Linked DNA regions of Homo sapiens: region 2 is linked to region 1. Evidence: read pairs that join two places in POLR2A ChIA-PET (ENCODE). Cell type or tissue: OCI-LY7. All regions are shown on one strand.

Region 1 (2,500 bases):
GACGTGGACACTCACAAAGCGCTTAGACCCACACCTCTGTGGGTGTCCTGACACCACCCAGAAAGGGGATTGATTAAAACTGTCCCTGTTGGGGAAGGAGAACATCACACACCGGGGCTTGTCATGGGGTGGGGGGAGGGGGGAGGGATAGCATTAGGAGATATACCTAATGTAAATGACGAGTTAATGGGTGCAGCACACCAACATGGTACATATATACATATGTAACAAACCTGCACGTTGTGCACATGTATCCTAGAACTTAAAGTATAATAAAAAAAAAAAAGTCCCTGTTGGCTCACACCTGTAATCCCAGCACTTTGAGAGGCCGAGGCAGGCAGATCGTTTCAGGCCAGGAGTTCAAGACCAGCCTAACCAACATGGTGAAACCTCATCTCTGCTAAAAATACAAAAATTAGCCGGGCATGGTGGCCCGCATCTGTAATCCCAGCTACTCAGGAGGCTGAGGCATGAGAATCACCTAAGCCTGGGAGGCAGAGGTTGCAGTAAGCCAAGATCACAACACAGTACTCCAGCCTGGGCGACAGAGCAAGACTCCATCTCAAACAAAAAAGAAAAAAAGAAAAAAAAAAGAAATTTAAAAACTGTCCCTGTTTTGCAGGTGAGGAAATTCAGGAGACCCAGTGACTTGTCCTCCTGTCTCTTGCACTAATTCTAAAGCTGCTGCCCTAGCTCCTGGCCTTCCCTACCAGCTCATAACACCTTGGTGAGAAAAACGAGGCAGCAGGGCACACTCAACTTTTCTCACTTACAGTGGAAGATGTCAGCAGTCACAGCTATGGAGGAAGAGAAAGCTCTCAGGGGAAACTACTTTTTACTGCTATGTTATTGGTCAGGGCTGAGTCATACATTTCAGCCTGCAATGCAGGTAGAGGGAAACTCTAGCAATCAACAGGCAAGAAAATACCTGCCAAGATCGACTTGGACAACCTCATGGGTTTGGTTTTCTTTCTTCCCTTTTCTGCTTGCTTATTTTAGGCCATCTTGGTGAATACAGAAAGCAACAGTTAATTTTCCCTCCCACTTATGTGGCTGAGCGAAACCTCCCTGGTTTTATTAGAGTCAAGACTTGAAACCTGGCCAGGTGCGGTGGCTCACGCCTGTAATCCCAGCACTTTGGGAGGCCAAGGCGGCAGATCACTTGAGGTCAAGAGTTCAAAACCAGCCTGGCCAACATGGTGAAACCCCGTTTCTTCTAAAAATACAAACATTAGCTGGGCGTGGTGGTGCTTGCCTGTAATCCCAGCTACTCAGGAGACGGAGGCAGGAGAATCGCCTGAACCAGGGAGGCGGAGGTTGCAGAGCCGAGATCGCACTGCTGTACTCCAGCCTGGGCGACAGAGCGAGACTCCGTCTCAAAAAAAAAAAAAGACTTTAAACTTCAGAGCCTCTGACATTTGCATTCACGATTCAAACACCACTGGGGAATGCCTGGGATATCATTTTAATAAGCACATTATCTGTAAAAGAGAGTGGCTAAGACTCACATTGCCAGCCTGGGAATGGCTGGCCACTCTCTGTGGCCACCAATTGGCTATTCCACGTAGCCCAGGCCACACTGAGTGCCCTGAACTGAGATTTATCATTCACTCTACAAATAATTTCAGTACCTGCTACATGCCAGCCACTCTTTCATTCACAAAAAAGAAGACATGTTTTTGAATTCAGGCAACTTACATCCTCATGCGGCAAGACAAGTAAGAAACAAACACATACTATGTCAGGAGAGAGGAACTGTGGTAGAAAACGTCCTGCAAGGGAAAGTGAGGCGTGTGTATAGGTTGGGGGAGGAGGGGGCCGGGGACACAGTACTGGCTCAGGATTCACAAAACGGGGGGTATTCATGTCAGGACCTCTCCCTGTTCAGGAGCTATGCCAAAAGAGGCCTCTCCCTAGGTCATCTCCCTAGGCAAGCCTGATGTCCACAAATTCATTTTTCCATTTATTATTTTTGCAATTAATTGCAAAAACCACAATGACTTTTGCACCAAACTAAATATTGCCTGAAATTTCCAAAGACGCAGCATGTGACTCGGTAGCTAAAGGGGGAAAGAGCATCCCTAGAGTTAAGTTCCCAGGACATTGAACTCAAAGGCCAGATTCAGAGAGAGGAGTCAGGAAGCGCAGGTGCTGTGTTCGGGAGAAAGTCCCACGGGGTGTGGGGCACTGTGGCTTCCAGGTACATCCGTGCGGACGGCGGGCTGGTTCTCGGGGCCTTCAGGAGCCCTGTTCTTGGGCCGGGGGTCACAGAGTTAGGAGACGGCTGGCTGGCTGAACAGTTACAAGCTGGCCTAGAGCAGAAGAAGGTGGTTTATGTCACCGCACTCTCCCCTGAGTCAGAAGCGGGAGAGGTGTCTCCAGGGTCTGCCTGAGTGAGAACCAATCTGCCACCTACTTTGGATTGTGTCATTTTTCACTCAAGTGCCAGGTAGAGAACTGGTCAGATTCTTCAAAATGAAGATTTTTATTGTTTTAATTG
Region 2 (2,500 bases), 640 kb after region 1:
CTCTGCGGTGGATTTAGCCAGTGGGAGGGATCAAGAGAAAAGATCAGGAGGAGAGCGAGCTTCAGATTAGGGTCTTCTCCCTCCAGCTTCGGATGCCTAAGTCTCTGGCGATAGCCGCACCCCCTCCAATACTACAGCTCTCACTGGGCCCCAACAGCACCATGACATTCCTCCTTTGCTTCCTTAGCTCTGTCCACACGACTGTAAGGGCCCTTTTTTTTTTTTCGAGATGGAGTCTCACTCTGTCACCCAGGCTGGAGCACAGCGGCACGATCTCAGCTCACTGCAGCCTCCGCCTCCTGGCGTCAAGCAATTCTCCTATCTCAGCCTCCCAAGTAGCTGGGATTACAGGTGCGTGCCACCACGCCCAGCTAATTTTTATATTTTTAGTAGACAGGGGGTTTCATCATGTTGCCCCGGCTGGTCTCAAACTCCTGATCTCAGGTGATCTACCTGCCTCAGCATCCCAAAGTCCTGGGATTACAGGCGTGAGCTACCGTGCTCAGCCAGGGCTTCTTCATTGAAGCTGCTTCATTTGAACCATTCAGGTTCCATTCTTTCCTGCCAGGACCCTGCTTGGTTCAGCCAGTTTAAAGAAACGAAACTGGAAGGCGGACAGATCAACTTTGAGCTCAGAAGTTCGAGACCAGCCTGGGCAACATGGTGAGACCCTGTCTCTACAAAAAAAATACAAAAATTAGCCGGGCATTGGTGGCTTGCGCCTGTGTTCCCAGCTACTCAAGAGGCTGAGGCTGGAGAATCGCTTGAGCCTGGGAAGCAGAGGCTGCAGTGAGCCGTGATTGCTCCACTGCACTCCAGCCTGGGCAACAGAGTGAGACCCTGTCGCAAAAAAAAGAAAAAAAAAAATGAAAGAAAGAAAACTGGCCTGGGGGCCGGGCACAGTGGCTCACGCCTGTAATCCCAGCGCTTTGGGAGGCCAAGGTGGGTGGATCACCTGAGGTCAAGAGTTCAAGACCAGCCTGGCTAACATGGTGAAACCCCGTCTCTACTAAAAGTACAAAAAATTAGCCAGGTGTGGTGGTGGGTGCCTGTAATCCCAGCTACTCAGGAGGCTGAGGCAGGAGAATGGCTTGAACCCGGGAGGCGGAGGTTGCAGTGAGCCAAGATCACGCGACTGCACTCCAGCCTGGGCAACAAGAGCGAAAATCTGTCTCAAAAAAAGAAATGAACAAAAAAAAAGAAAGAAAGAAAACTGGGCTGGGCACAGTGGCTCACACCTGTAATCCCGGAACTTTGGGAGGCCAAGGCAAGAGGATCACTTGAGGCTAGGAGTTCAAGACCAGCCTGGGCAACATAGGAAGACCCTGTCTATACAAAAAACAAAAATTAGTCAGACATAGTAGAGCACACTTGTGGTCCCAGCTACTGAGGAGGCTGACTTCAGCCCAGGAGGTTGAGACTGCAGTGAGCTATGATCACGTCACTACACTCCATCCAGCCTGGGCGACAGACTGAGACCTTGTCACCAAAAAAATTAAATAATAAATGAAACTGTTTTGCCCGAAGCAGGAGTTCGAGATCAGCATGAACAACATAGCAAGACCCCCATCTCTATAAAAATACAAAAATTAACCCTACGTGGTGGCACATCCCTGTAGGCCCAGCTACTCTAGAGGCTGAGGTGGGAGGATTGCTTGAGCCCGGGAGATTGAGGCTGCAGTGAGCTATGATGTACCATTGTACTCCAGCCTGGAGCAAAACCCTATCTCCCAAAAACAAACAAACAAACAAAAAACCTGGGACCTACAGAATGTTGTATAAGGTCCCAGAGTGGCTACAAACCCTTGTTCAGGTTGTAGACTGCACAACTGCAAGGATTACCATGCACTTTGCAATCTATGGGAATGATGCACTCTGGATTTATACAGCACACATTCTGTGTAGCTGAGCCTTAATGGTCCCGAATTTGCCTAAGGTCAACCAGCTATTTGGAGCTACTTGGAACTTGCAGCAGGGCCTTGACCCACGTCTCGTGGCTATTACACCACCCCAAGATGGCTCTCCACTCTGCCATATCACCCCTGAGATTGAGTTGAGCAGAGCTGCAAAGTATTATGTTGGTGCAAAAGTAATTGTGGTTTTGGCCCTTCTTTTCTTTTCTTTCTTTCTTTCTTTTTTTTTTTTTTCAGACAGTCTCGCTCTGTCGCACAGGCTGGAGTGCAGTGGTACGATCTCGGCTCACTGCAACCTCCGCCTCCTGGGTTCAAGCAGTTATCCAGCCTAAGCCTCCCAGGTAGCAGGGACTACAGGCACGCACAACCACACTCAGCTAATTTTTGCATTTTTTAATAGAGACGGGGTTTCGCCATGTTGGCCAGGCTGGTCTCGAACTCCTGACCCCAGGTGATCTGCCCACCTTGGCCTCCCAAAGTGCTGGATTATAGGCTTAAGCCATCACACTCAGCCCTTTTATTTATTTATTTATTTATTTTATTTTATTTTTTTTTTTTTTAAGATGGAGTCTCGCTCCGTCACCCAA

The links. Peaks named below come from ENCODE experiments on the same cell type or tissue, not always from the same donor. Only the 100,000 strongest peaks of a DNase experiment are listed, where the experiment ranks them.
Region 2: POLR2A ChIA-PET joins it to region 1 with 5 read pairs; 3 of 35 experiments call an interaction of 5 or more read pairs at or near these places.

What each region holds. Positions count from the first base shown.
Region 1 is chr7:101,980,509-101,983,008 of GRCh38, reverse strand. All of the region lies in intron 2 of CUX1 (cut like homeobox 1), which reads right to left. Among named protein-coding and RNA genes, the nearest start is that of CUX1, 160 kb to the right of the region's middle. RefSeq lists enhancers at 988-1,097, 1,128-1,247. In OCI-LY7, no CTCF peak of the experiment used is centred here; DNase peaks (open chromatin) are centred at 998 and 1,717; H3K4me3 peaks cover 1,710 bases; H3K27ac peaks cover 2,500 bases.
Region 2 is chr7:101,338,043-101,340,542 of GRCh38, reverse strand. No RefSeq gene overlaps it. Among named protein-coding and RNA genes, the nearest start is that of IFT22, 17 kb to the right of the region's middle. In OCI-LY7, no CTCF peak of the experiment used is centred here; no DNase peak of the experiment used is centred here.